Regions from separate parts of the Homo sapiens genome. Here all the other regions are linked to region 1. Evidence: chromatin loops called from intact Hi-C (ENCODE). Cell type or tissue: heart left ventricle. All regions are shown on one strand. Links, peaks and the distances in the headings refer to the core of each region. The heading gives the core; the rest is flanking DNA.

Region 1 (10,724 bases), core at 2,300-7,299:
CTTGGCATTCAAACTTCTTGGCAGGCGTGGTGAGGAGCAGCTTGCCCTCCATGTCCTGGGGCCCAGCACAACGAGCAATGCCCGGTTCCTTGTAGCCAGTCTTCACCCAGCTGGACAGCCAGCGGAGGTGGCAGTCACAGTATAGGGGGTTGGCACCAATGGCCCTGAGCAGAAAGCAGAGAGAAGCAGGCATTACAGCTTCATGGGGTCCCTCGCCCACTGGGAACCTAGAGTCCCAGGCACTGCACCAGGGGCTGGCAAAAATCTTAGCCTCCATTTCATGAGCATTTACTGTATAGTCAGTGCTGCTTTTTTTTTTTTTTCTTTTTTTGAGATGGAGTGTCGCTCTGTCGCCCAGGCTGGAGTGCAGTGGCGTAATATCAGCTCACTGCAACCTCTGCCTCCCAGGTTTAAGCAATTCTCCTGTCTCATACTCCCAAGTATCTGGGATTACAGACACACACCGCCATGCACAGCTAATTTTTGTATTTTTAGTAGAGACGGGGTTTCACCATATTGACCAGGCTGGTCTTGAACTCCTAAACTCAGGTTATCCACTCACCTCAGCCTCCCAAAGTGCTGGGATTACAGGCGTGAGCCACCGTGCCTGGCTGCCAGTGCTGTTTTAAGCACTGCATATGCATTGTCTCACTTAGTCATCACCACACGCTACTATTCTCATTTTACATGTGCAGAAACCGAGGCTCAAAAAGGCTGAGGAATTTGCCTAAGATCACACAGAGAAACGGGAAGCTGTTGGGGCCATGCTGTTGGGGCCAGAGCCTACGAATGCACTGCCTCCAGTGTGCATGGGGAGAAAGCAACCCACATCGACTGCTGCAATGAGACAGCTGCTTTTCCTGTGTTTGGGCACCGAATCATCTCATCAGCCCCACTGTGCAAGTTTTCTCCTCTCCATCTCAAAGATGTGGGCACCGAGCCTCCCATGGAATAAGTAATTTCCCTGGGGTCACACAACTAGCTAAGGGCAGCCCCTGGATCCAGATGTGCCGCTGTCTGCCTCCGAAGCCCATGCTCTTTTATTTTTCTTTGCATTTTTAATTAAACAGAACACATGAATGCATTCTCATTGTCAGCCACTTTCAAGCATTGCAGACAAAGCAAGTGTCTGCCCTGCACAACACTGTGAATGATTAAATGCCACCGAGTTGCACACTTTTTAAAAAATGCTTAATTTGGTATTATGTGAATTTCACCTCAATTTTTTTGAAGGCACATTCCTGTGTTACTGATGGGGGTGCAAAATAGTAGAGCGCCTGTGGAGGGGAATTGTGTGACACTTATCATATGACTTATGCAATTGCCTTCTGATCCAGCCATTGTTTCTGGGCGTTTACCTGTAGGCACACATAAAGACATCTGTGCAATGGGCCTATTTGTAATGGAAAGACTGGAAACCCCATGTTCATCAATGGGGAGTGGTTATATAAATTGTGATACATTCACATTACGAAAAACAAAAGTCTACACCCCACTGTCACTGCCCTCCACAAAGGGGCACACAGTCACAGGGTCACCATGCTCAGGCGTGTAGCCTTCCAGGCCTTTCCCACACGTACACACGTGGTTCCTCCTTACAAATCACATCACTACTGAGCAGCTTGCTCCTTGTCACTAAACAGCACGTCTTGGGAATCTTCCTGGTCAGCATATAAGCATCTATCTCATTGTGTCCAACTGTTCCGCAATATCCCAGAGTGGATATCCCATGGCACAGTGGACAGCGTCCCTGTTGCTGGACATTCTGGTTCTTTCCAATGGCAGTGAATACTCATACGTGCCTCTTTTTTTTTTTTTATGAGACAGGGTCTCACTCTGTGGCCCAGGCTGCAGTGCAGTGGTACGATCTCAGCTCACCGCAACCTCTGCTTCCCAGGTTCCAGTGATTCTTGTACCTTAGCCTCCTGAGTAGCTGGGATTACAGCGTACACTACCACGCCCACCTAATTTTTTTTTTTTTTTTTTTGTATTTTTAGTAGAGATGGAGGTGTCGCCAAGTTGGCCAGTCTGGTCTCAAACTCCTGGCCTCAAGTGATCCGTCCACCTCAGCCTCCAAAAGTGCTGAGGTTACAGGTTTGAGCCACTGCACCTGGCTCCTTTTTGTGTGGTGTGAGAATTTCTCTAGAACAGATGCCTAGAAGTAGGATTTGGGGGTCAGAGGAAGCACGTGTAATATGCTAATAGCCCGCCCCCAACTGCAAAGGTTGTATCCACTTACACTGGCCATCAGTACAAGGCTGGGCCTGCTCTCACGCCTGCACCAACATACTGCCAACCCCTTTGTTTCTTACCAATCTGATGGGCAAGCTCAGAATCTCTCCACTAAACCACATGAGAGACTTAGAGATGGACAAGACATGGATTTTAGGGTAAGAAAGAGCCAGAATTCCGGCCGGGTGAGGTAGCTCATTCCTGTAATCGCAGCACTGTGGGAGGCCGAGGCAGGCAGATCACCTCAGGTCAGGAGTTCGAGACCAGCCTGGCCAAAATGGTGAAACCCCATCTCTACTAAAAGTACAAAAATTAGCCGGGTGTGGTGGCACATGCCTGTAGCCCCAGCTACTCGGAAGGCTGAGGCAGGACAATCACTTAACCCGGGAGGGGGAGGTTGCAGTGAGCTGAGATCATGCTATGGCACTCCAGCCTGGGCGACAAGACTGAAACTCAGTGGAAAAAGAAAAAAGAAAAGAGAGAGAGAGGAAGGAAGGAAAGGAGGGAGGGAGGGAGCGAGGGAAGGAAAAGTGGGCCAGAGTTCTCTGACTCAGCAAATATGAATGCCTTATGCCTAAAGTTCATTGATATCAACATTATTTTGAAAATATAAGGCTAAATAACGTGAATGAGAATGGGCACATTTACTAAATAACCAATGGATGCCTTGCCATTTTCCACCTGTTTCTGGGCAGGACAGAGGAAGCAGTTACCCTTGAGACCTGTACAACCTGATTAAAGCAGCAGTGGCTCTGAACAGGAATTCCCCAAAATAGCTCAGCTGATGATTCACAATCTTATAAAGCAGGCTGAACAAGACCTGGACTCCGGCCCCCATGCAGCTGCCCCGTGCCTGGGCGACCTTGAGTGGCTCCCTTAATATATCTGGGGGTCACTTCATGTTTCAATAAAGAGCCTGCAACCTAGAGGGAGAAGACAGACAAGCACGCATGACCTAAAAGAGGTGCTGAGGGAACAACACAGCTCAGAAAAGAGAGCAGGTTCGACCTCGGCATGTGTTTCATTTTTTTCTTTCCTTATTTGCTGACAGCATCCATCCTGGCTAACGGGATGGGTGATTTTTTTCTGAAGTTCCAGTGTGTTTAGAAAAACAAAGACTTTTTAAGATAACAGGAATTTTTAAATGGTGGTATATTTAAAATGTTTACACTCACCAGATTAGTATTTTTATACTAACAAAAAGTGTGATGTCACATAAGTATGTTATTCGAAAGATAAATACACAATGTATTTCTAAGTATTTTTTATAGCACATGATAAGGAGTGTGGCCTGGCAATGAGCCACAAGTTGAAAGATGATTGGGAATGCTTTATTTCAGTCCTGTAGCTCATTTAGAGAAAAATGCCAAAAAGATGAAATCTGAGGCCCTGTGAAAGAGAGGGCCCACGGCGTGGCTTACGGTCCCTCCATAAATGTCAGCAAAGTGACACCTGAGATGTAAGTGCTCCTTCCCCTCTCTCCATCATAAAAAAAATATGGGTGCAGGCCAGGAGCGATGGCTCACGCCTGTAGTCCCAGCACTTTGGGAGGCTGAGGCAGGCAGATCACCTGAGGTCAGGAGTTCAAGACCAGCCTGGCCAACATGGTGAAACCTTGTCTCTATTAAAAATACAAAAATTAGTTGGGCATGGTGACAGGCGCCTGTAATCCCAGCTACTCCACTCAGGAGGCTGAGGCAGGAGCATCGCTTGAACCCAGGAGGCAGAGGTTGCAGTGAGCTGAGATCGGACCACTGAACTCCAGCCTGGGCAACTTGTGGCTCATGCCACACCAGCCGTCTCAAAAAACAAAAACAAAAAAACAAAAAACGACAACAACAAAAAATATGGGTACAAAGTCACGTCTAAAGCTATTCAAAAATATAAATTCTGGATTGGCCCACACTTGCTTTTCCTTGTTTCTATACTGAATAGACTCTGAGCCACACCTGAATTCAACATTACAAGCTTTCATTTATCCAAAGGCTGGATTTTCGGGGCTGAGGACTGCCTTGCCCTCTCTTCGGTAGTACTTGTAGTTTGCATTCATCTGGGGACTATTTCTCCTGACGAAAACTCCTGTGAACTCAGTGGGGAGTGCAGAGCCAAGGCCCGACTGAGATGTATTTGGTGGTCAGGGGTTGGGGAGGCAGACACCGCAGCCAGGCCACGCCAATCCAAAAGGACTGTGGATTCAGGTTTATACCCCAGCCAAAGTAAAAATAACCCTGTGTTGTTGATCTCTGGCATAATATGGAAATAGTTGAAACAGTAGCTATTTGATCTGTTCATGCCAAGGCCCTACCCAGCTCCTATTTGCGTAACCTGGACTGAAATAGCGCCCCCTGGCTGTCTTACAAGTCACAGAATCATCCATCCCACTCCTAGGCGATCTATCTGTGCGCATCACTGTCTCCTGCTGCATTTGAGGGCAGAAACCACTAAATCCCCAGCTGTGTCAGGCACTAGCAGGCACCAGTCAATGTCTGGTGAATGAATGAATGCCTGTCTAAAAGCATGAGAAAAGCACAACATCTTAGTGCAAAGGAAATTCAAAAAGAAAAGAACCACCTATCATCCCATAAATGCAACTGATTTGATTTTAGTGTATTCCCTTCCATTTCCTGTGTATATGTTTGTACATCAGAGTGTACAGTCTACTTTATTCTAGGTTTTCATCAAATAATAAGGTATAGTGTTGGCCGGGCACGGTGGCTTATGCCTGTAATCTCAACACTTTGGGAGGCTGAGGCGGGTGGATCACCTGAGGTCAGGAGTTTGAGACCAGCCTGGCCAACATGGCGAAACCCCATCTCTACTAAAAATACAAAACTTAGCCAGGCATAGTGGCAGGTGCCTATAATCCCAGCTACTCAGGAGGCTGAGGCAGGAGAATTGGTTGAACCCGGGAGGCGGAGGTTGCAGTGAGCCGAGATCTCACCACTGCACTCCAGCCTGGGCGATAAGAGCGAAACTCCGTCTCTAAATAAATAAATAAATAAATAAATAAATAAATAAATGTGTTGTCTTTATCATCATTATTAAGTACTTGCTATTCTGTCATATGGGCATGCCATAATTTACTTAATCCTTCCATATTTCCTTTCATGCCAAATTCTTAATGCATTTGGACATCTAGCTTTCCAGCCTACAGCAAATGAGAGGCAACAAAATGCCAGAGTATAGCAATGAAGACAGACATTGGGGAACCCTAGCCTGGGACCTGGTGCATAGTAGATATTTGCTGATGGCTGGCTGGCTGAATGGAAGATGAGTTAACTGCAAAGTAAATAGCAGCAGAGGATTGTGCAGGGTATTGAAGTCCAGCACAGTAAAGAGTGCTCACAATCATTACAGCATGTGTGAACCATGTGAGACCTTAGAAATCATCTTCGTGTAGGTAAGAAAATAGGCCTCAAGAGAAGAATAAATTGTCTGAAAGCCCATTGCAAGTTGATGGCAGAACAAGAACCTAAAGCCCCAAGTCCTGATTAGTCTAGAGTTCAAGGGTTTTAAATAGGAAGACTTCCCCTCTTCCACACACCCCTCCTCCACACTGCGAGTGGACAGGAGAGGCCCTGGCCAGAGTCAGATCAGGAGCAGGGCTTCTCAGTAACATCAGCACCTTCAGGAACCAGGAACACTGGATGGTAACTCCTGGCTAACCCTCGATTGTCACTTGTCATAGAGCCGTGTGCGAGGGCCTCCCTTCAAATTGCATACAGCTTTCACGAAGCCCGGAGTGAATGTAGTGGGTCTATGTCATCCTTTTACCGTTCTTCAATTCCTTATAAGTGCTCAATATTCTTTCTGGAAGAGTTGCAGGTCTTAAGCACAGAGGCGACAACCACTGTATGTGTGTACATGACATATATCCCATCAATACTGCATGTGCATATGTGCAAACACATGAATATAAGTACACACACATCTTCCAGGCTGCTGCCTGTTTCCATCTTAAACCCTGGGTATAAAGGGCAGAGTTTATCCACAAGCTTTCTTGATAACAACTGAAGGTTTCTTTCACACAGATGCTGTTTCGTAGAGAAATTAAGCTTAGGTGCAATTAATAAACACATCTAATCAGTAAAACTGATGCCACTTTCTACAAGTACTGCTAACCTGATCTTTACTTATTGGTTTATTTCTTATAAACTAGATCTGGCTTCTGGCCTGATATCACTGTTCTCCTAAAGAAAGTCTTAATTTATAGATGGGTATAGGCTCAACATTTGTTTTTGCAGCTTTGGTTTTTTTGGTTTGCTTAAAACATATGTTGTTTGTTCACCTCTCATTTGAAAAACAAAACCTCTAGATTTTGAGCTGGAGACAAGATGTACTCAGGTGTTATTTGGTTCTCATGAGGAAGGAGAAAAGGTAGCCAACTGCACATCTGCACAGTTGAACCCCGAGTACAAGAGATACATTAAGGGGGGGCGGAAATGCAAAGGTGTAAAATGTAGACTAGATGCTGAAAAGGCTAAGGTGGACAGTGAAAGTGGACACTCGGCTATGCCCAGGTGTATGCAACAAAAGCTATGTGGTCCCAGGGTAGCAGCAGCCCTTGGTGCCCAGCAGAGACAAGCACAAATGCACTCTGGAGAGGAGCATCTCCAACTTAGCTCTTCAGAGTTCCTAAAGACATGTCAGCAAAAATGAGCATGCAACCAAAAATTACCCAACACAGATGGAAACAAGCCCCTGTGAATTCAAGTCAGTAGGAACAATAAACAACACTGTCCCAACCTGGCCTATGTCCAGAGGCACCACCTCCAGCAGGGCTCACTCCTGCCTCCTCCCACCCCACTCACCCTCTGTATGTCACCATGGGCTTTCCAGGAGTTTCCTGAAACTCAGTTCCCCACAATTCCCTTTCTTTACACAATGAAGTGCAAACTCCCTAGCAGGCACAAATGGTCCTTCACAACAGAATTCCAATGTCCCTTTCCAGATTAATCTCCTCCCACCCCACATTCCTGCCCCAACCAAACACCCTTTATCCTATGCTGGACAACGCAGCATCCTTGAACATCCCATTTTTTCATGTTCATGCCTTTGCACATGCTGTTCCCTCTTCCTAGAATTCCCTTCCTCACTTTCTCCAACTGGCCAACTCCTAGTTCCTTTCCAATGACAGCATAAATGGTACCTCCTCTGTGAAGCCCCTTGGACTTGCCCAGAGTTAGTCACTGCTTCCTTTGAATTCTCTTTATAAGATCCCAAATGGTCACAGTGGGCAGAAACCTTGTGTTAGTAAATTCTTCAGCACTAGAGTCACTCTGGTTACCCAGGATGTATTTATTAAGGCAATAGAGTAAAGAATAAATAGCGAGCTTTGGAATCAGACACACCTAAATTCAAATCCTAGGGAAGCTGCCTAAATTTTTAGAACCTAGGACTGTAAAATGGAAATAATAAATCAAATCCTACCACCTGAGGCAGAGCCCCTTACCCCTCCCACTTCCATGGCAGACATTACAAATCAATCACAGCACCCCTCCCACTGAGTCCAGGTCCAGCCCTGGAATCTTCAGTGCGGTCCTCAAGACAGTTCCTGCCAATCATGTGGAGCTGGCTCATAACATAAAACGCACTTCCCGGTTCAATCATGGGGTAATCAAGACCTTGTAGATGAGGCACAGAGTATAGTATTTGACTCAGGCAGACCCTCAAAGGGCAACACCTGTTACTATTTTATCTCCTGAAGTCTAAGATTGTTTGATGCACCGCTGATTTAACATGCTTTCTGAAGGGTGGGGAACATTACCATATTAAATATACACTCTGGTTTTAGAGTTTAAAATGTAGAAAAGGTGAGTCTTAGAGAAAATCTAGCGAGACTGATGAGTGAATGAACTTCAAGAAGAGTGGCTTGGGGCCCCAAAAGGCTCTCCAACCTGGGTATGCCTGCCCACCAGGCCCCTTTTAGGGCTTGAGGATGGGGCTGACAGCAAAAGGAGACAGTTGCACCTGAGGTGCCAGGCAGAGTCCACGTGGCCACAGTTCTCCTATCCTGCCTCAGCCAGTAATGCCAAGAGATGCCAGGAGAGAATGTGCCTGCTCAGTGCCCAGCCCAACCTCCAGAATTAGGATGGCCCTGTCACAGTCCAGTGCTTTTTGATTTCGTCTGTTTTTTATATGGCAAAATATATATATCACATGAAATTTGCCACTTTCAACATTTTAAGTGTACAATTCAGTCACATTGATTGTATTCACAGTGTTGTACAATATCACCACTACCTATTTCCAAAACATTTTCATCACCCCAAAAGAACTCTGTGCTCATTAAACACCAACTCCCCATGGCCCCTGCCTCCAGCTCCTGGCATCCACCATTCTACTTTTTGTCTCTATGAATTTGACTGTTCTAGGTACCTCATATATACTGAATCATACAATATTCGTCCTCTTGTGTCTGGCTTATTTCACCTAACATAATGCCTTCAAGATTCATCCATGTCATAGCACGCATCGGAACTTCATCATTTTTATGGCCAATACCCCATTGTATGTATGTAGTACGTTTTGTTTATCATCTGTGGACATAGGCTGTTTCCAGTTCGGGGTTATTATGTAAAATGCTGCAGTGAACATTGGTGTACACACATCTGTTTGAGTCCCTGCTTTCCATTCTTCTGGATATACCTCTTAGAGTGGATTGCTGGGTTATACAGTAATCCTATGTTGAGATTTTTGAGGAATCAAGCCCACTGCTTTTAAGGAATTCTCATAGCACTGCTAGCTAAATGGTTTTGGAAGTAATTCTACATTGAATTACAGCACCTATTGGAGGCAGTAAATTTCCAGAGCTTATCCTGCACTGTGTGAAGTCGGAGGCACAGTACTAGTGGAGCGCTTAAGAGCACTGGCCTAGGAGTCAGAAACCTCACCACCCTGCAGCTGTGCAGCTTTGGGCAAGCATCCCACTTTTTCTCCATCCATTTCCCGGTGTGAAAGATGAGAACCACAGCACCTATGTTGTAGGATAACTGTGAGGCGCACATTAGCTGAGGCAGGCGAAGTGCACAGCAATCGATCAATGGTCATGACAACCTTCACTACCGCTTGCGAGGAACTGTTCTTCTACTCTATTGCTGTGGCTGATGAACCACTGGACATATAAGAGTCCCAGAAGGTGCACGTGGGAAGTTCCCAAGCTTAATTTCAGAGTAAAAGCAACAAACTCTGACAATCTCAGGAGGTGGGATCTTCTCAGAAACCAAGTCCTGTTGAAATCCAAAGAGGCCCAGAGAAAGGGGCTAGGGTACTCACAGGTGAGACAGGGAGGTCACGTCTGCAAAGATGCCCTCTTGGAGGGTGGAGATGTCATTGCCGTGGAGAGACCTGAGAAGGGAAGAGGCTGCTGGTGCCTTATCCAGGGACAGAGATGGGAGACCTGCTGGAGGGAGAGGCCCAGCCCTCTGCAGAGAGGGGACAGGCCGTGCCTTCCCTCTAGGCCTCTCAGTCAGTGACCTGAAGGAGATGGCCCCTAGCTCAGCTGGCCACAGGGAAGAAATCCTCCAGGCAGACGGCCCTGTCCCCAAGCCCTTCGGAGGACTGAAACACTGTGTTTACATTACAAACAGGACCCGTGCACCCAGAGCCCTCCCTCTTTTCGTGGAGGACCCTAAGGGGGGAGGCGCTTCTTCTTAGGAAGTTAAGAAGGACAGCCACAGGTTAGGGCTGGGAGAATGTCACCTTGCCCCTGGTGGGCTGACTGAGGCCATCATAATGGATGGACTGAGGGCTTTGATCCCAGGGCAAAAACCTCACAGTGAGAACTCACAGAAGAGGTTCACAAATCTCTTGCAAACAAACATTCTTTAATCTGAACAGAAGTCTCACATGCAAATGAAGGGCCACCTTATTTTGGATGTCCCGCCCCTACCACCACAAACTCATCTTGGGGGTGACAGCAACCCCCATTTCTCAGATCATTTCCCATGCACGCCCCAGCTTCTTGGGAATGAGAGTATCCACAGGGGCTTAAGTGACAGCACTCTGGACTCCACCATGGCACAGCGTGGGCCCTAGACATGGGAACATTTCTGCCCACCAGGTGGGTGGCAGGACCCTCAGTGGGGTGGATTTTCTGGCAGGATGGTGAGTGAGGAGACTTACAGCAGGCGCAGGGAGCGGAGTCCCTGGAAGGCCAAAGGCGGGATGCACTGCAGGGCATTGTAGCTGAGGATCCTGCGGAGGAAGGAGATGGAGGAAGGGCACTGTGTTAGTGCCTGGCCCCTGTGGGCACAGCCGCCGCCCAGGACGTGGAGGTCCCTCTCACCCAGCAGCCTCCTCGGGCTCTGTGAGGGGAGGCAGAGCAGCCGGCAAGTGCATGGGCTGGGCTGCGCCCTAAGAAGCTGGTGGTCTTGGGCATGCCCCCTAATCCCTTCTGCCTCAATCAGTTCCCCCGACTGTAAAATAGGGACAAAAATAATGCCAACTCCATAGGGCTGTCCTGGGGACGAAATCCAGGTGAAGCACTTAGC
Region 2 (10,724 bases), core at 2,245-7,244, 240 kb before region 1:
AAGAAAAGAAAATAGTCTGGCCATTCCTCAAAAGGTTAAACATAGAGGTGCCACATGATTCAGGAGTTCTGTTCCTTATGCATATATCCGAAAGAATTGAGAACATATTATATGTTCACAAAAAAACTTGAACATGAGTGTTAACAGCTTCATTATTTATAATGGCCATAAAGTGGAAACTACCCAAATGTCCATCCAATGCTATACTTTCTGCCTTATAATTGGGATATTTATACCACACAGGTGGGCAAACTCAAAGGCTCACCCTTTGAGTAAATATCTTACTCAAAATATTGAGTAAATATCTTACTCAAAATATTGAGTAAATATCTTACTCAAAATATTGAGTAAATATCTTACTCAAAATATTGAGTAAATATCTTACTCAAAATATTGAGTAAATATCTTACTCAAAATATTGAGTAAATATTTTAGGCTTTGTGGGACAAGAGGCAAAATTGAAGCAATTATATAGTCAGTTATAGAAAAAAATTTACCATTAAAAAATGTAAAAACTGCTTTTAGTTCATGAGCACCGCAAAAACAGGCAACAGATGGCGGGGTATGGTGGCTCATGACTGTAATCCCAGTAATTTGGTGAGGCCAAAGCAGGAGAATCACTTGAACCCAGGAGTTTGAGATCAGACTCTACAAAAAAATACAAAAAAAAATTGTACCTGGGAAGCTGAAGTGGGAGGATCACTTGGGCCTGGGAGATCGAGGCTACAGTGAGCCATATTCATGCTACTGCATTCCAACCTGGGCAACAGAGTGAGACTCTGTCTCAAAAAACAAGCAAACAAGCAAACAAACCAGGAAACAGCCATGATTTGGTTTCGAGCTACAGTTCACTGACCCCTAGTTGAAACTATTTATATTGAAGGTGATTAGTGATACGGTTAAGTTTAAATCTGTTATCTTGCTATTTGCATTTCTTTTTTCCTCATCTGTCTCTTATTTTCACTTTTTTCCCTTGCCCTTTTTTTTGCATTAAATAAATATTTGTTATGATTCCAAGGTATTTTATTTGCTTATTTGCTATTTTTTTATTTTAAAAGTTGCTTTAGGTTTTATAGTATATATCTTTTACCTATCACAGTTTTTCTTAAAATGAGATACGTTTTCATGTATAGTATAAGAGCCTTATAAAGTATACTTCTGGCCTGGCGCAGTGGCTCACACCTGTAATATCAGCACTTTAGGAGGGTGAGGCGGGAGGATCCCTTGAGGTCAGGAGTTTGAGACCAGTCTGGCCTACATGGTGAAACCTCATCTCTACCAAAAATTACAAAAATTAGCTGTGCATGGTGGCACACATTTGTAATCCCAGCTACACGGGAGGCTGAGGCGGGAGAATCACTTGAGCCTGGGAGGCGGAGCTTGCAGTGAGCCGAGATTGTGCCACTGCACTCTAGCCTGGGCAACAGAGTAAGACCCTGTCTCAAAAAAAAAAAAACATATACATATTTATTATTATTATTATTATTTGAGGCAGAGATCTCGGCTCACTGTAACCTCTGCCTCCCAGGTTCAAGCAATTCTCCTGCTTCAGCCTCCCAAGTAGCTGGGATTACAAGCATGTGCCACCACACCCAGCTAATTTTGTATTTTTAGTAGAGATGGGGTTTCTCCACATTGGTCAGGCTGCTCTTGAACTCCCGACCTCAGGTGATCCACCTGCCTTGGCCTCCCAAAGTGCTGGGATTACAGGCGTGAGCCACCGCACCTGGCCTATATATATTATTTTTAATAATACAGCACCTCATACGTAGTAGAGGTCTAATAAATAGAAGCTATTATTCCTATCACATTTTTTTCACAGATACCCTCACAAAAGTATAAAGCTATATGATAAATCCTTAGAATTAAAATGTTGGACAAAACGGTATATGCATTGAAAAGTTACAATAATATCAAATTACTCTCCAAAATATTGTGCTAATTTACACTTCTACTTACAAGGTATGAGATTGCCTATTTCTCTATATCTTCGTGGCAATACTTTGCATTATCAAACTTTTTAATACTTGTCAATCTTATTGATGGAAAAGTGGAATTCACTATGAATGAGACTAACCATCTTTTCAGGTATGTAAAGGTCAATATTTCTCAATATGATTTACCTGTTCATGGGCTTTGCCCATTTTGTTGTTAGGGTATTTATCTTTAAATTATTTAATTTTTAATTTTAATTTTTTTTGAGACAGGGTATCACTCTGTCACCCCAGCTGGAGTGCAGTGATGCAATTATGGCTTACTGCAGCCTTGATCTCTCGGGCTCAAGCGATCCTCTCACCTCAGTCCCCCTGAGTAGCTGGGACTGCGGGCATGCTCCACCATGCCCAGCTACTTTTTGTATTGTGTGTAGAGATGGGGTTTCACCATATTGCCCAGGCAGTTATCGAACTCCTGGGCTCAAGCAGTCAGCCCACCTTGGCTTCCCAAAGTGCTAGGAGTACAGGCATAAGCCACCACACCCATCCTAAATTATTGATTTTTAAGAACTCTTTCCATATTAAGGAAAGTAGTTCTTACAAATATTCAGGCAGGATGCAGTGGTTCACTTGATATAATACCAGCACTTTGAGAGGTCAAGACAGGAGGAATGCTTGAGGCCAGGAGTTTGAGACCAGCCTGGGCAACATAGTGAGACCCCATCTCTTTAAATATATATATATATATAATTTTGCTGTGCATCTTTTGACTTCAATAGTATTCTTTTCAATAGAAACATTTTTTGTGAGTCAAATTTTCCAGTTATTTAAATGGTGGCCTCTGGATTTAATATATTCCTTCAAAATGGCTTCCAACTCCTGGATAATAAAAACAGTGCAGCCATTATTTTTGGACTCAATTTTTAATAGTTCAATCTTTTTAACAAGTAAAACTTTGATTCATAAAAAACATGTTGGTAAAGAATGAGGAAGAAAACTAATTTTATATTCTCCATAATTCAATTTGTCTTATCATTATTTACTGAATTATCAATCTTTTCCTTGCTTCTTCAAAATGTCACATCTATCATATAATAATTCCCTTTACATATTTGATGACTTTGTATATTGTATATGTCCTTTCTGATTCTTCAGGCCCTTCATTTACACTGCTATTTTTTTTTTTCTCTCTTTAGACGGAGTCTCGCTCTGTAGCCCAGGCTGGAGTACAGCAGCACAATCTCAGCTCACCGCAACCTCTGCCTCCGAGGGCATGCACCACCATGCCCAGTTAATTTTTTTTTTTTTCTTGAGATGGAGTCTTGCTCTGTTGCCCATGCTGGAACGCAGTAGCATGATCTCGGCTCACTGCAATCTCTACCTCCTGGGTTCAAGCTATTCTCCTGCCTCAGCCTCCTGAGTAGCTGGGACTCCAGGCACAAGCCACCAGACCCGGCTAATTTTTGTATTTTTAGTAGAGATGGGATTTCACCGTGTTGGCCAGGCTGGTCTCAAACTCCTGACCTCAGGTGATCCACCCCCCTTGGCTTCCCAAAGTGCTGAGATTATAGGCATGAGCCACTCTGCCCAGCCATTACACTACTATTTTTTAATGAAGTTTTTCCAGGTATTAAAATCATAGAATTCTAGCATTGGGAGGTTGTTCAAAATCATCTAGTGCAGTCTCCAGTCAAATTTAGACATTTATTTCACTGCATACATGACAGATGGTCACCTAGCCCCAGCTTGAATATTTCTAGCAATGGAAAACTCGAACTCCATATAACAGATGCTTCAGTTTTTGATAACTTCTGGTGATTAGAAACTTACATCATATTGTGCTAAAATTAGCCCTCCTGAAATTCCTGTCCACTGCTTCTACTTCTACCCTGACAGCATACAAGACTATCAAATCTACCAACCTGTTGATGTATGAGGTCATTATCCTCCCTTTGGCCTTCTTGATGGAAAAACGTTTTTTGTTTGTTTGTTTGTTTGTTTTTTAGACAGGATCTTGCTCTGTCACCCAGGCTGGAGTGCAGTGGCGTGATCTCGGCTCACTGCAACCTCTGCCTCCCGAGTTCAAGAGATTCTCCTGCCTTAGCCTCCCGGGTAGCTGAGATTACAGGCGCCTGCCACCACTCCTGAATAATTTTTTTATTATTATTTTTCAGTAGAGACTAGGTTTCACCATGTCAGCCAGGCTGGTCTCAAACTCCTGGCCTCAAGTGATCCACCTCCCTTGGCCTTCCAAAGTGGAAAAACATGGGTATTGATCCTTCTACCTCCCCTCCCATAGGCTAAACAATTTGTCTACTTTTTGGATAATTAACCAGTTAGTAATGTGATTTCTTTCTTGACACTGCATTTCAAAAAATACATATCTGTAAAATAAAAATTCATAATCTTCACTTCCTACCTTTCAACCTCCTTCCAATTCCCTCTCGTTGAGGAAACTAATGATAACCTTATGAGGCATAACTTTTAATTTTTTTTCTATCCATATACAGAAATATGAGGTTTTTTTGTTTGTTTGGTTTTGGTTTTTTTTTTTTTTTTGACGGAATCTTGATCTGTCGCCCAGGCTAGAGTGCAGTGGCACAATCTTGGCTCACTGCAACCTCCACCTCCTGGGTTCAAGCAATTCTCCTGCCTCAGCCTCCTGAGTAGTTGGGATTATAGGCTCTCACCACCTTGCCCGGCTAATTTTTGTATTTTTAGTAGAGACGGGGTTTCACCATGTTGGCTAGGCTGGTCTTGAACTACTGACCTCAGGGTGATCCACCCACCTCAGCCTCCCAAAGTGTTGGGAGAAAAGCTGAGTGTTGGGAGAGAAGCTGAGGCAGGGCTTGCATGTCTGCTAGACTTGCTGGCTCCTTGCTTCTAGCGCTCCCGTTATCTCAAGCAGCCATATGTTTCTCATTCACTTGATACACTGTTTCTTTTCAACCCCCACATCCTCACCACCTGTTTCTTTGTTTGAGCACCAATAAGTAGCGTGGGCTCCCAGAGCACGAGGCCTTTGCAGCCTCCACACTCGCAATGGCCCCCTGGTCCCGCTTTCTCTCTCAATGCGTTTTTCTCATTCCTTTGACTTGGTCGGAATGTGTCACCCCCATGACCTGGTGTTGGGTCTGATCACCCCCACACAAAGTGCTGGGATTACAGGCACGAGCCACCAGACCCGGCCAGTGCTGAACATTTTTCTAAGTCAATGTATGTAGAAATCTATAGCATTCTTTTAAATAACTTCATAATATTTTTTACTATGGATTTGCCATAATTTATTAAAACATTCCCTGTATACATTAATGGTGATTCCAGATTTTTTGGCTGTTATAAAAGAAATTATGTAATGCACATCCTTACATATAAATTGTTATATACCAGTGCTTTTATTTCTATAAAGTACATTTCTAGAAGTAGGATTACTGGATCAAAGGGTATGTTCATGTTAAATAAGTCATTTGGCCTCAAAGTGCTGGGATTATATGTGTGAGCCACGGCACCTGGCACAGTCTTTGTTAACAGAGGTTAAGCAAAACAAATATTCTCTTTTATTTTCTGCTATTTTAGCAGTTTTATTTTTTTGTATTGGTATTTTCAATCTCTGTGGGGTTTACTATTTATAGTGTGAGTCATATGAGGCAAAGTGCTAACTTTGTTTTCTTCTAGATAGAGAGCCAACCTGAGTAGTGCCTCAGCCTCCCGAGTAGCTGGTATTTCAGGCATGCACCACCACGCCCTGCTAATTTTTTTGTATTTATTTTTAGTAGAGATGGGCTTCACTGTGTTGGCCAGACTGGTCTTGAACTACTGTCCTCAAGCGATTCACCTGCCTCAGCCTCCCAAAGTGTTGGGATTATAGGCATGAGCCACAGCACTCAGCAAAAATACACTTTTTAAAAAACAAAGCCAAAAGATAAATTATAGACTGGAAGATAATATTTGCAAGATGTAACCAAGTGTAAATATTATTAAAATATAAATAACTGGGCCAGGCACAGTGGCTCACGCCTGTAATTCCAGCACTTTGGGAGGCCGAGGCGGGCAGATCATATATATATGATCTATCTATCTCTCTATATATATGATCTAACTATGATCTATATATATGATCTATATATATATGCTTCAAATTAATAAGAAAGAAATATATAAACAAGCTCATAAAATGGGCAAAGGATAGGGATAAAAATATATAGAAAGAAATATAAGCAGGCCAGGTGTGGTGGCTCATGCCTGTAATCCCAGCACTTTGGGAGTCCAAAACAGGTAGATCACTTGAGCCCAGGAGTTTGAGGTCAGCCTGGGCAACATGGCAAAACCGTCTCTACTAAAAACACAAAAATTGCCGGGTGCGGTGGTGGCTCACGCCTGTAATCCCAGCAGTTTGAAAGGCTGAGGCAGGTGGATCGCCTGAGGTCAGGAGTTCAAGACCAGCCTGGCCAACGTGGTGAAACCCCATCTCTACTAAAAATACAAAAATTAACCAGGTGTGGTAACGTGTGCCTGTAATCCCAGCTACTTGGGAGGCTGAGGCAGGAGAATCGCTTGAACCCGGGAGGTGGAGGTTGTGGTAAGCAGAGTTCACACCATTGCATCATTCCAGCCTGGGCGACACAGCGACAGAACAAGACTCCGTCTCAAAAAAAAAAAAAAAAAAAAAAGCAAGTGGAAGCATGTTCACAATGTCGGTGATAGAAGTTAGAAGTAGTGTTCCTTCTTCTGTTTTCCAAATACTCTGTAATGTGGTTTTCACAATTTAGAAAAGAAAAATGTAACATTCTCATATTGGTTTTGTTGTTGTTGTTTTGAGACAGTCTCGCTCTGTTGCCCAGGCTGGGGTGCAGTGGAATGATCTCCACTCACTGCAACCTCCACCTCCCTGGTTCAAGCGATTCTCCTGCCTGAGCCTCCCGAGTAGCTGGGATTACAGGCGCCTGCCTCCAAGCCTGGCTTTTTTGTATTTTCAGTAGAGATAGGGTTTCACCATGTTGGCCAGGCTGGTCTCAAACTCCTGACCTCAGGCCATCTGCCCACCTTGGCCTCCGAAAGTGCTGGGATTACAGGCAAGAGCCACTGTGCCCAGCCTCTCATATTGTTTTCTAAGTATGTTGCGTGTTCTAGAACCTAATTTTGCAGTCCAAATGCAATTTATACTTCTGCCAAATAAATCTTACACCTAAGCATTCTTCTACAACCTGAACAAAGAACAAAATTTTCATTTCATAATAAAGACTTTCATTTTATTATCTTCTTTACTTGCAGCTAGAAAAAAAGGAAGTATGAGGGGAAGCTTTAGAGGGGGATTTTGATCCCTATAAAGAAACAGTCCAGAAAGGGAACCTCATGTTCACCTGGCTGCCCTTATTGTACAGAAGAGGAAACTGTAAGCTAAGAGAGGCAAGACCTCAGAAACCGGAGAGGATGTAAATGTGTAGCATCTGCTGCTAAACTTTGTCATAGCTCACCCAAGGGAGTGTTTTACCCTGTTGTGGTCCAGCCCCTTCTCTGCAGTCACACACTTTCCAGAAGGAAGGTCCCTCTGGTGCAGGCTCACTACTAGGTGGCACTGTGCACTACTGGGCTAGTTCTGGTAAAATACCCCTGCCCCAGCTAAAGTCTCTCCTTCCCTCCCTCCCTCCTTCCCTCCTTCTCTCGCTCCCTCCCTCCTTCCTTCCCTCCTTCTCTCCCTCCCTCCCTCCTTCCTTCCCCTCCTCTTCTTCCTTCCTTCCTCCCTTCCTTTCTCTCTCTCTCTTTCTCTCTCCCTTTCTTCCCTTCTTTCTTTTTTTTTGAGACGGAGTTTCCCTCTTGTTCCCCAGGCTGGAGTGCAATAGCGCAATCTTGGCTCACTGTAACCTTCACCTCCCGCGTTCAAGCAATTCTCCTTCCTCAGCCTCCTGAGTAGCTGGAATTACAGGTGCCCACCACCATGCCCAGCTAATTTTTGTATTTTTAGTAGAGACGGAGTTTCACCATGTTGGCCAGGCTGGTCTCGAACTCCTGACCTCAGGTGATCTGCCTGCTTCTGCCTCCCAAAGTGCTGGGATTACAGGCATGAGCCACCACGCCTGGCCTCTTTCTTTTCCTTTCATTTCCTTTCCTTTCTCTTTCTCTCTCTTTCCTTCCTTCCTTCCTTCTTTCTTTTCTCTTTTCCTCTTTATTTTCTTTTAAATTTTAATTTAATTTAATTTAATTTACAGAGATGGAGACTCTCTATGTTGCCCAGGCTGGTTTCAAACTCCTGGGCTCAAGTGATCCTCCCACCTCAGCCTCCCAAAGTGCTAGGATAACAGCCATGAGCCACGGTGCCTGGCCAGAGCTTCAGTTTCTATGGACAGGTGTTTTCGGGCTTGCTAAATCAAAATTCTCCAGAATTCCTAAGATCAGCCAATTTTAAGAGCAGTAATTTTTTTTTTAACAGTCTTGCTCTGTCACCCAGCTTGGAGTGCAGTGATGTGATCTCAGCTCACTGCAACCTCTGCCTCCCGGGTTCAAGCAATTCTCGTGCCTCAGCTTCCCAAGTAGCTGGGATTACAGCCACGCACCACCACGCCCAGCTAATTTTTGTATTTTTGGTAGAGATGGGTCTCACCATATTGGCCAGGCTGGTCTCAAATTCAAGCTGTCTGCCCATCTTGGCCCCCAGAGTGCTGGGATTACAGGCGTGAGCCACCATGCCCGGCCTGAGAGTAAATATTTTTGAGGAGAAAAAATATTCTTAATGTTCTTAAAGAAATCACAATCTAGGTCTAACATGAAAATATAGGTGAGGAGTTTTTAAATGAATTGTAGCATATAGTAGAGCTGATATTTGGTAAAGGTAGATTTTGGTTTGCATGGAGTAGGGGGATAAAGAGCTGGACATAAATAATTTGCCAGTGTTTTGTCAGTAGTTCTCAGAGGAAAGAATATACAGTACTGATTTGAGATGGCCAGTGCCAAATTCAGTAGAAATATATTTTCGAATAGAAGAGAACAATTCCTCTGGTTACCATACTAGAGTTTAAAAGAATAACTTCCAAAAGAACATCGAACTCCTTTTGTGCTCATTCCACCTTGACCCCTGTGATTTTGTCTCCTGTAATCATATCCACTAGAATGATTAAGTCCTGAGCACATACATGTTCCTATCATAGATACTAACAAATGGACCCCAGATCCGTTGGTCAAAAGAGTCCACCACCCTTATTAGATGCTCATCCTGCACTTATGGTGTCTTACAAAGAGGTTCAGTCAACCACACATAAACCTGTCTTGGAAGAGAAACTACAACAGTGAGATTCTGGGAACCCAGGGCACCTGAGGTGTAGGTGGTTCTGTATGGGAGAATTGCTTTCTCACCTATTAGGCTCAAGATTCACATCAGGTAGCCAGCCTTTCCTGGAAGGAGGCACTTCCTATCAGACCCTGAGGATGTCTTGGGAAAGTTGGCCAGGAAAGGGAAACAAAGTAAAGATAAGGATTCAGGAAATCATAGGAAAATATGTATTTCTTAAGTAATGATGGTTATATTTAGCTTTGTCTAAACTTTAACCTATCATCAGACTCATGGCACTGTAAAATAATTTTTGTGTGTATTTAGGATGTATTTGTATTACTTGCATAGTGAAGTTTTCCTTTTTTTTCCCGAAACATCCTGACTTTGCCTCAGCAAGATTAGAAGATAGAGTTTCTCTGACCCTTTATCTTTTTTTCTTTTCTTTCTTTCTTTCTCTTTCCCTTTCTTTCTCTCTTCCTTCCATCCTTCCTCCCTCCCTCTCCCTCTTTCCTTCCTTCCTTCCTTCCTTTCTTTCTCTTTCCCTTTCTTTCTCTCTTTCTGTCTCCTTCCTTCCATCCTTCCTCCCTCCCTCCCTCTCCCTCTTTCCTTCCTTCCTTCCTTTCTTTCTTTCTTTCCTTCCTCTCCCCCTCCCCCTCCCCCTCCCTCTCCCTCTCTTTCTTTCTTTCTTTTCTTCCTTGACAGGGTTTCACTTTGTCACCCAGGCTGGAGTGCAGTGGCATGATCAGCTCACTGTAGCCTCAATCTTCCCAACCCAAGCGATCCTCCTACCTCAGCCTCCTGAGTAGCCAGGACCACAGGTGTGTACTACCATACTGGCTAGGATTTTATGGTTTAAAATTTTGTATTTTGTAGAGACAAGGTCTCTCTCTGTTGCCCAGGCTGGTCTTAAATTTGTGGACTCAAGCATTCCTCCCACCTCAGCTTCCTGAAGTGCTGGGATTACAGGTGTGAGCCACCATGCCTGGCCTAGAATGTTAAAAATAATACTTTTCAGCCCTTTACAGTTTGGAAGGATGGTCTCTGACACTTTCTTATTTCAGGCTGTTTTATGCTATTGTCTACCCCATCTAAGAGATAAGGAGTCCAGTCCAAGATTAATAACTGATGGTGTAGCCTCCAATGTCCAACCTTGCAAATGGTTGGTAAGATCTTTTTTCAGATCTTTACACTTCAGAACAAGGATGAATTGATGGCACTGTGAGCAGCAATAACCTGAGAAGCAACTGATTTTCTATGGCTAAGGTTATCCAAGATTTCCTTAATCTGCAGAATTTGGGGTTAAGCCTATTGATTTTGCTAAACTTGTAAGATGCTTTTCAATACCTTATTTTACAAGTTGGATGTGACACTTTGGACTGTCTCAACTCTTGCAATTCCTTGCCATTCAAAAATCTTTTTCCTATAATGCAAAACTGTAGTCAATTTCACTTACATTCTTGGGCTAGTTGCCTAACTGCACAAAGATTGAATTTTATATGTAAAATGGAAATCCTAACAATATACGC
Region 3 (10,724 bases), core at 3,762-8,761, 110 kb before region 1:
AAAGAACTATCTGGAGAATATGGTAATAGCCAATAGGTGGCAGCATAGAGCATGGTACTGGATCTTGAGTTTGAGATTGGCATGGTGAGATAATCTAGGTAGTATTTGGAAAAGCACTTAGAAATATTGACCTGATATTTGGGAAGCAGCAGCTATGCATACTTTTAGCTAGTTGGATTTTCAGTAAATACTAACTCTGTAGAATGGATAAAGCAAATACATTATTTATATTTACCTTTAAAAACACGTAGGTGAAAAATACGAAGTAGCCTCTTTGGGAAGTAGAACAGGGATTCACCTAGAGATTAGTAAAAATTTTTGAACTGCACTTCAGGATCGCGCAGAAGTTAGAGAATGTAATTGTAAGGGAAAGGCAACTAACATGTTCTGAGCATCTACTATGTGCCAGTTATTTTTACATGTTCCCTTTTTTTTTTTTTTTTTTTTTTGAGACAGGGTCTTGCTCTGTTGCCCAGGCTGGGGTGCAGTGGTGTCATCTTGGCTCACTGCAGCCTCTACCTCCTGGGTTCAAGCGATTCTCATGCCTTAGCCTCCTGAGTAGCTGGAACTACAGGCGTGCACCAACACGCCCAGCTAAGTTTTGTATTTTTAGTAGAGACAGGGTTTTACCGTGTTGGCCAGGCTGGTCTTGAACCCCTGACCTCAAGTGATCCACTCGCCTCAGCCTCCCAGAGTGCTGGGATTACAGCGTGAGCCACCACGCCCTGCCACTCCTATTTAATCTTCAAAACAATCCTATAAAGTTGATTAAAGGCATCCTAGTTTTATAAATAAAGAAAAGGAAAGGGTCAGAGATGTTCAGTTATGGGCAAAATTACATAGCTGGGATTTGATCCATGTTTTTAGATGCATTTTGATAACAGTAGGAGCAGGAACATGGAAAGTGGAGAGCAAGAATTAAGTAGGTCTTGGAATTCAGTTGGAAAGAGGGAGGGAATCCTCAGTTGGAAATTTCTCAGTTGGAAAGAGGGAAAGTGTATTTGAAATGACCAATTCTAGCTATGTTAGGAATCTGTGAGTGACTGACTGACTGACTGCCTGACTGCCTCAGTTACCTGCTTACTTCTTTCCTTCCTCCCATTTTCTGTTTTATGGGCATAAAGTAGGCACTCTAAAATATTTATTAAATGAGTGACTAAGAAGTCAGGAAGCTTAATAAACTTGGAAAATTATAATAGCTGTTTTGAGTGTTTACATTTATACACAATTCTCTGTGTACTGCTTATTCATGAGGCTTTTCTTTTCTTTCTTTCTTTTTTTTTGTGAGATGGAGTCTCACTGTTGCGCAGGCTGCAGTACAGAGGCATGATCTCGGCTCACTGCACCCTCCACCTCCCTGGTTCAAGCAGTTCCCCTACCTCAGTCTCCCGAGTAGCTGTTATTACAGACACATGCCACCACGCCCAGCTAATTTTTTTGTATTTTTAGTAGAGGCGGGGTTTCACCATGTTGGTCAGGATGGTCTCAAACTCCTGACTTCAGGCAATCCACCCGCCTCGGCCTCCCAAAGTGTGATAACAGGTGTGAGCCACTGCACCCGGCCTTCTTTAACCTTTCTTTAAGCTTCAAATTTTTAAATTAATTTTAGCCTTATAAAGCAATTGCAAAAATTGTAAAAGGAATTCCCGTATATTCTTTAACCAGATTCTCCAAATGTTAGCATGTTATGTAACCACAGTACAATTATAAGTTCAGGAAATTAACAATGATACAATAGTATAATCTGCAAACCTTTGCGAATTTGCCAGTTATCCCACTAGTGTCCTTTATCTGGTCCAAGATCCAGTCCAGGATTACAGTCTGACTGATGTTGTATCATTCTTCGTGCATCATGTCAGAAAGCACGTGGTGATGTTTACTTTGATCACTTAGTTAAGGTGCTGTCTGCCTCTTTTCTGTAAGATCTTCCTTTCTTCCTTTCTTCCTTCCTTCCTTCCTTCCTTCCTTCCTTCCTTCCTTTCCTTCTTTTTCCTTTTTGTAGTTAATGGCTACATTGTTGGGGGAGGTACTTTGAGGTTTTGTAAATATCTTCTTTTTTTTAATTATACTAGTTTTTCATGCACTAATTTTAGCATCCATTGATGAACATTGCCTGAAAAAAAATTACTGTGGTGTTGACCAAATGATTTTCTATTTCCATAATTTCTTCTACATTTATGAGTTGGAATTCTACTGTAAGGAAGAACTTCTCTTTTCTCCCTATGTTGTTGTTTTAATATATCAGTACGAATTCATGGATTCTTATTTCATTCTGTGGATTATAATTCATTACAGTCCTTGTTTACTTAGCAGTTCAAATTATCCTAGGCCATTTAGGGCCCTTTGGAGTTGGCTGTTGTGTCCTTTTTGACATCTTTCTTTTTTTTAAAGCACTTTTTTTTTTTCACTTTTTGGCATTAAAAGATGTTCCAGTCTTAACATGTACTTTCCCTGTCCCGGCCCTGGATTTCTCCAAAAAACTCTAGTTCCTTTTAATCAGAGAACTGTGTAAGAATTCAAGGTGTCGGTACTAGGTGTATGTACTCTTGGTACTAGAGTGTCATTGCTTTGAAACATGTATGTTTACTAAAATACATGTGTAGCTATGTTATTTTATATATCAGTGAAAAACCATCCACTGAGATTTTTTGATTACAGATATGTTGATAGTATGAAGAGCTAATCCAGTAGTAGTGAGAGGGTCGGGGAGAGATGGGAAGGATGAGAAATTACTTTTAGTAGTTAATTCCTAAAAACGGACTGCTTCAGTGATCAGTCTGTTCTTGTGTATGGCTGGGATAGAGATGGCTGTTTGTAAAGTACAGATAACATGGATGATTCACTAAGGATGATGGGAGAGTAGGATGTTATACCAAAATATAAAATTAGTTTATGCACTTAGGTTTAAGACTAAAGTAAGTTTAGTATTTGATTGGCATATTAGGAGAGTGTTTCAAGAAGTTAGAACTTGAGGTTGGGTGCAGTGGCTCACACCTGTAATCCCAGCACTTTGGAAGGCCTCAGGCAGGCAGATCACTTGGGGCCAGGAGTTTGAGACCAGCCTGGCCAACATGGCAAAACCCCATCTCTACTGAAAATACAAAAATTTTAGCTGACTGTGGTGGCCCATGCCTGTAATTCCAGCTACTTGAGAGGCACGAGAATCGTTTGAACCTAGGAGCTGGAGGTTGCAGTGAGCCGAGATCATGCCTGGGCGACACACACAGACTGTCTGGAAAAAAAAAAAAAAGAAGTTAGAACTTGATCTGTGTTTTTGAAGAATATATAAGTCTGGATGAGCAGAGATGAAAGGGCACATCCTGGTTGGAACAGGGCATTTATTTTTGGAAGTAACCAGTGATATGGTTGGAGCCAGATAATAGATACCTTTCAGTGCCCAGCTAGCTCAGGAGTCATGTAACTAGATCTTTTTCATTGTATCAGCATATTTTGCTGAATGTTTCTTAATTTCTTCCAATTCGTGAATATGCATTGTTTGGTTATATCCCTTTAACATTTTAGTTTTATTGCTATTTTATTTTATTTTGAGACGGAGCCTCGCTCTTGTTGCCCAGGCTAGAGTACAGTGGCGCCATCTTGGGTCACTGCAACCTCCACCTCCCAGATTCAAGCGATTCTCCTGCCTTAGCCCCCCTGAGTAGCTGGGATTACAGGTGTCCACCACCACACCTGGCTAATTTGGTATTTTTAGTAGAGATGGGGTTTCACCATGTTGGTCAGGCTGGTCTCGAACTCCTGACCTCAGGTGATGCGCCTGCCTCGGCCTCCCAAAGTGCTGGGATTACAGGCGCGAGCCACCGCGCCTGGCCTTTATTGCTATTTTAATACATTGAAAGTTTTTTGTTTTCCCAAAGCCAAACTGTATCCATCTTTATTAAAGATACTTTCGATAAACAATTGTAGTATTTAAAAGCAGGACATGGGCAGACAGTTGTTAACAGTATAGAAGAACTTTCAAACTCCCTTCTTCAGTGGACTACCAAAAATCAGAAAGCCACTATAAAACCGAATGAAGTCTTTATCTAATGCTCTGAATGGGTAAAGTTTAGAGTGAGGGTTGACAAATTTTCAAGAGCTGACCCTGACTTTAAGGAAGTGAAATGAAAATGGCAGTATTTATCTGAAGATCCACTATCTAGAAATGGAACCACTGCTCTTTTGAGGGGTGCCATCTCAGTGCATCACTGGGAAGTCCAGATTGCTTGACACACTGGTAACCAATTATTGGGGGTCAGGTCCCAACAGATGTCTGGATTTAAGGGAGTTAAGTCTGTGTTGAAAGGTGGAAAGGGAGAAGAAGACATAAAGATGCATTTGTTTTTCTATACCACAAGGCTTTTGTGCCATGGTGCCCACGTGTATCAAAGTCAGGGAATCCCACTTCCTGGAAGCCAAGAGGAAGTCTCTCAAAACTAGGAGGGAAAGGTGTTTTCCCCACAACAGTCTGGCTTCGGAGACATTCTATTAGTGACCTATGCCCCTTCCCCCAAAAACGACAATGAAGTATTCTGTGTGCTCACAGCATAGCTTTTAAAAATATGTAAGTAAATAAGCCGGGCACGGAGGTGCACGCCTGTAATCCCAGCACTTTGGGAGGCCGAGGCAGACAGATCACAAGGTGAAGAGATCGAGACCATCCTGGCCAACATGGTAAAACCGTGTCTCTACTAAAAATACAAAAAAATTAGCCAGGCGTGGTGACGTGCGCCTGTAGTCCCAGCTACTTGGGAGGCTGAGGCAGGAGAATCACTTGAACCCAGGAGGCGGAGGTTGCAGTCAGCCGAGATTGCGCCACTGCACTCCAGCCTGGGGAGAGAGTGAGACTCCGTCTCCTAAATAAATAAATAAAACAAAATTCTGCATTTTTATGAAACTTGGTAAAAAATAGAATTTCAAACTATACAGTCACCAGAAGTACACAGTTATCAAAAATGCACACACTTCACTCGGCATCTGCAGCACCTTCAGCTTTCTGTGCCTGGTCTGATTTGGCATTTCCCATTTTCTACAGGGTTATTCACCTCCTTGCCAGCATCAGCTTTTTCCTTTTTCCCTTTGGGTACCTTCTCTCCCTCCTTTGCAGGGCCCTTTTGAAGCTTGGGCTCTGGCTTTGGAGGAGCAGGGTTAGCAGACAACCTTGCAGATCTTCTCTGTGGTTAGTCCTTTAACTTGGCATTATCTCCTTTAGCATCCCCTTCAGCCTTTCTCTAGGCATATTGGCAGCGACGGCGGCAGGATGTAGGTGCTAGGCGCAGGATGCAGTGGTGCGTGGCCTTTGGTAGTCCAAGGGTCATTCTCACCTCTTCTTCACACTGTTCCCATTGAAAGTTTTTATTTATTCATTTATTTATTTATTTATTTAGAGACGGAGTCTCGTTCTGTTGCCCAGGCTGGAGTGCAGTGGCGCAATCTGGGCTCACTGCAAGCTCCGCCTCCCGGGTTCACCCAATTCTCCTGCCTCAGCCTCCTGAGTAGCTGGGACTACAGGTGCCCGCCACCACTCCCGTCTAACTTTTTGTATTTTTAGTAGAGATGGGGTTTCACCTTGTTAGCCAGGATGGTCTCAGTCTCCTGACCTCGTGATCCGCCCACCTCGGCCTCCCAAAGTGCTGGGATTACAGGCGTGAGCCACCACACCCGGCCCCCTTGAAAGTTTATATTAACAGCAAGCAGATGATAAATCTAGTTGTTACTTTTATATTGTATTCTTCAACATGTATTTATGTTGAATACTTTGGGCATATTCAAACCTGCTCAATGTGACTTGCCTGTCATCTTACACCAGAATACTACAAATCAATAAGTATTTACCTGTGATATAAAAGGAACTATGGAAGAAAAAATTTCAATATAGTTTCTATCAAGAGTGAGAAAGAAACACATATGAGATATTTAAAGGCTATATATATATATATATATCTATATATATGATTATTTATTTTTTTGAGACGGAGTCTTGCTCTGTCTCCCAAGCTGGAGTACGGTGGCACGATCTCAGCTCGCTGCAACCCTCACCTCCTGGGTTCAAGCAATTCTCGTGCCTCAACCTCCTGAGTAGCTGGGACTACAGGCGCACGCCACCCCACCCAGCTAATTTTTGTATTTTTAGTAGAGATGGGGTTTCACCATGTTGGTCGGGCTGGTCTTGAACTCCTGACCTCAAGTGATCTGCCTGCCTTGGCTTCCCAAAGTGCTGGGATTACAGGCGTGAGCCACTGTGCCCAGCCTCTATGTGAGATTTAATAGAATGCAGAGTGAAATAGATATCACAAATTAATACGTGTTAATTAGGTGCTCAGTTAATTGTACAAATCTAAATTGCTGGGTCTAACCTTGTTAAATTTCCAGAGACGTTTGGTATAGATTATTTAGGATTAAAACTGCTTGATATGAATCAGTGCTCAGTAAGAGATTCCATGAAATATCAAAGAGTTTATTTTTTGTCTCCCAGTTCGTAGAGTTGTTTGCAAAAAACACAGGCAAGGAGAAATCATTAATTGGTGACTGCTCTGTTCAGTTTTATGTGGTCAGAGTCAATGAATAGACTAATCATTTGGCAGGTTTATTAAATGTGTGGTTCTGTGTTTGGCCAGAGAAGATAACAGAGAAGTAAAAGACCTGGTCCCCTCTTGGCTTGTGGAATATTGGGGAAACTATGAGTGGCAAAAGCAATTAGACTTGTAATCTATAAGGAGTTTTAAATCATCCATGCTGTGCATCCAGAACCAGAATTCTCATATATGCAGGGAACATTAAAAGTAAAATCCCATGCTCATTCCCATATGTAGTATTTTAGAGATAGTAGCTAATACAAGAAAATATAAGTACTGTAGCAGTTTGAGAGGTGCAGTAGATGACACTGGAGTTGCTTAATCTAGAAGTTAGAACTCAAACTGAACTTTAAAAGGATCTGTGTGTGTTTTAGAGTGGTTGGTTTGGTAATTGTTTTTAGGATGTAGTACAGAAGGATTTACAGCGAGAAAATTATGGGAGGGTCTTATAATAATTCACAAAATGAAACTGTTCTAGAGTCATGGCTGTGAAGATGCATAAGGAAGAGATGTGCGTAGAGAATCTGGAATAAAGAGTTGTCGAAGCTTAGTGATTACGTAAATATATAAATAAGGGAGAGGAAAGTGATACTGACGTTAGGCTTCCATCCCAGATGGCTTGGCATGAAATTAAAAGTCAATTAGAAGTCAAGAAGAGAGAAGGGAAAGTTTTGGTGCAGTGGCCAGTTTTATGAGGAGAGAATGGAGATAGCTCAAAGCATTTTGAGGTGAGAGTGAACATTTAATTGGAAGTGTCCAGTAGACAGGGTTGTGGGAAATGAGTTGAAATAAAAGGTCTGGGGTGAAGATATATTGGAGAGGGTTTCTGAAAACATGATTGGATTATTTGAGCAAACGAAGTTTCTAAGGAGTAAAGCACAAAATACTGAGTTTTATAGAAGACCTTCATTTTAGGAAGTAAGAATCAGATTAAAAATAAGATAGAGTCATAAAATAAATGAGTTACCCATTTTGCATCAGTTGTCTTCCTGGCCCCATACTCTATAATGACAGGGGGGATGGGTTGTCATGTTTGTCAAACTAATGTGGACTCCTGTACCATTTCCCAGAATGGACCTCAGATGGGTTGAGCAAGTACCCTCCAAACATACTACAATGGGCTTTGAGAGAATAGGTTCTCAAGAATTCTGGTTGTGAGGGACAGACTATAAGTCTGACAGCATTGATGAATATGTGGGTGTTGGTGGGAGTTAAGAAATGAATACACGCTACTGGCTTGAAAAGTTGTCAGTGAAAGGAATGATGAAAACAGCACCATAGAAGAATAGGCAAAGGATTTAAGTAAAGATTTTGAGAGCTAAAGGGAGAAGCTTAAGTACTATACTCATAGAAGAAGCTGAGATGAAGAAATTAAAAGGAGGGAACAGTTGGAAAAGGCAAGATTGTAAGAGAACCAACAAGGTATTAGTTACTGGACATTGGTAGGAGATTCCTACTGGAATTAGAATACAGTCAGTGTAACTTCAGGAGTTACAGTTGGTAGGAATTAAATCAGGCATGAATGCCTGAATATAAGAACCGTGGCCAACTGACTTTGCCCTCACAGTGAGAGCAGTGACTGGTGAGAAACTGTTAGATATGAAAGCATTGTTTAACACAATAGTAAGGTGGAATAGGCCGTAGTAACTGTACTTCTCTCATCTGCAGCACTGCTCAAAGTTTTCTAGTTACATCAGCAACAAAAAAGGTAAAGTTTCAAGAAAAGTAATAAGATTTCGTTATCTCTAGCAGTGCGTTAAGTATAAAAAACTACTGAAGTCTAGATATTAAACAAAATCTTATTTTTGTATTTTATATTTTGTCAGTGTAAAAACCATGAGGCAGTTGAAATGTATACACATTGAGGTACCTTTCAACTGTAAAATTATATGATTCTCTGAAAATCTGTTTTCGATAGCTTGCTTAAGGAGATTCTTAGAATTAATCAGTGATCTGAGTAAGTTTAGAATATGCCTACTTATATAAAAATTAGGGTTAGAGTTCCATAGAGCCTCAGTGTTTCATTTGAATGTCTTAATAGAGTCAGTATTTTCTTTCTTTCTGCCCATGAGTGTAGGTCTCACTTTTTTCTTTCCTTTCTTATGAACTGGTATTTGCACATTAGACTTTCTTTGTTCTTTCCCCTCAATTATGAAAGCTTGTATTTGTTCTGCTTCTCTTCCCCCCTTCCCCTTTTATTAGGTCTCCATCTTTTTTGAAATTATTTGCATTTTCTTCATGGATTGTATCTTTTTATTTTTTTAAATTACGGTAAAATATACATAACATTTACTATCTTAACCATATTTAGGTGTACAAGATGAGTAGTTAAGTACTTGCATTGTTGTGCAACCAGTCTCCAGAACTCTCTTCATCTTGTAAAATGGAAACTCTTTGTCCATTAAACAGTAACTCTCCCATTTCCTCCTCTCTTTAGCCCCTGGCAACCACTGTTCTACTTTTTGTCTCAATGAGTTTGCTTATTCCAGATATATAAGTAGAATCATATAGTATTTGTCGTTTTGTGACTGACTTGTATTGCCTAAGATAGTGTCCTTATGTTTTTCTATATTGTTGTATGTGTCAGAATTCCTTCCTTTTTAAAGCAGAACAATATTCCACTTATGTATATATCCCATTTTGTTCATCCATCCATCAGTGGACCCTTGGTTTGCTTTCACCTCTTAGCTGTTATAAATAATTCTGCTATGAACATGGGTATACAGATACCTCTTTGAGATCCTGCTTTCAGTTCTTTTTTGTGTATACCTAGAAATGGAATTGTTGGATCATATGGTAATCCTGTTTTTAAGTTTTTGAGAAATTATCAGACTTTGCCACATCAGCTGCATCATTTTACAGTGCTACCAGCAAGGCTAAAGGGTTCCAATTTTTCCGCATTGTTGCCCTCATTTGTTTTCTTCCGTGGGTGTATTTTTTTTTTTAATAGTAGCCATGCTAATGAACGTGAAGTAGTATCTCGTTGTGGTTTTGGTTTGCAGTTCCCTAGTGATTCATAGTGCTGAACAGCTTTTCATGTGATTGTTGGTCATTTGTATATCATGTTTAAAGAAATGTCTTGTTCAAGTTCTTTGCCCATTTTTGAATTCGGTTGTTTCTTGTTAAATTGTAGTTCTTCATTCATATATATATGTGTATATATGTGTATATATGTATATATATTCATATATATGTGTATATATGTGTATATATATGTATATTCATATATGTGTATATATATGTATATTCATATATATGTGTATATATGTATGTATATTCAGATATATGTGTATATATGTATGTATATTCATATATATGTGTATATATGTATGTATATTCATATATATGTGTATATATGTATGTATATTCATATATGTGTATATATGTATGTACATTCATATATGTGTATATATGTGTATATATGTATATATGTATATATTCATATATGTGTATATATGTTCATATATGTGTGTATATATGTATATATGTTCATATATATGTGTATATATGTATACACACACACACACACACACACACACACACACACACACACGCGCGGTGGGGGGGTGGTGGGCGGGAGACAGGATGTTACTCTGTTGCCCAGGCTGGAGTACAATGGTGCAAACACTGCTTGCTGCAGCCGTGACCTCCCGGGCACATGTAATCCTCCTGCCTCAGCCTCCCAAGCAGCTGAGACCACAGGCACTTGCCACCACACCTGGCTAATTTTTAAATTTTTTGTGGAGATGGGGCCTTGTCATGTTGCCCAGGCTGGTCTTGAACTCCTAGACTCAAGAACTCTTAGAATCCTAGAACTCCTAGGCTCATGCTGTCCTTCCTCCTTGGCCTCCCAAAGTGCTGGGATTACAGGTGTGAGCCACCACCCCCAGCCTATATGTTCTTAATATTAACCCCATATCAGATATATAATTTGCAAATTATCTCCCATTTTATAATTTATTTTTTCACTCTGTTGTGTCCTTTGATGCACAAAATTTAAAAATTTGATTTAATTCAATTTATCTATTTTTACTTTTGTTGTCTGTTCTTTTGGAGTTGTATACAGAAAATCATTGCCAGATCCAGTGTCGTGAAGCTTTCCGAACCCTGTTTTCTTCTAAAAGTTTTATAGTTTTAGCTCTTACAATTAGG

What was found. Peaks named below come from ENCODE experiments on the same cell type or tissue, not always from the same donor. Only the 100,000 strongest peaks of a DNase experiment are listed, where the experiment ranks them.
Region 2: it touches region 1 in a loop (4-fold over the local background); 5 of 110 quality-filtered maps call a loop at or near these places.
Region 3: it touches region 1 in a loop (4-fold over the local background); 29 of 110 quality-filtered maps call a loop at or near these places.

The regions. Positions count from the first base shown.
Region 1 is chr10:97,021,250-97,031,973 of GRCh38, forward strand. SLIT1 (slit guidance ligand 1) reads right to left here. Exons shown (of 37, transcript NM_003061.3): 24 at 10,357-10,428; 25 at 9,508-9,579; 26 at 1-164. Among named protein-coding and RNA genes, the nearest start is that of SLIT1-AS1, 76 kb to the right of the region's middle. RefSeq lists enhancers at 1-491, 9,934-10,504, 10,505-10,724. In heart left ventricle, for the core only: a CTCF peak has its summit at 4,581; no DNase peak of the experiment used is centred there; H3K27ac peaks cover 1,329 bases.
Region 2 is chr10:96,782,323-96,793,046 of GRCh38, forward strand. No RefSeq gene overlaps it. Among named protein-coding and RNA genes, the nearest start is that of MIR607, 41 kb to the right of the region's middle. In heart left ventricle, for the core only: no CTCF peak of the experiment used is centred there; no DNase peak of the experiment used is centred there.
Region 3 is chr10:96,910,667-96,921,390 of GRCh38, forward strand. All of the region lies in intron 4 of LCOR (ligand dependent nuclear receptor corepressor), which reads left to right. It also overlaps the pseudogene HMGN2P35. Among named protein-coding and RNA genes, the nearest start is that of LCOR, 84 kb to the left of the region's middle. In heart left ventricle, for the core only: no CTCF peak of the experiment used is centred there; no DNase peak of the experiment used is centred there; H3K27ac peaks cover 1,555 bases.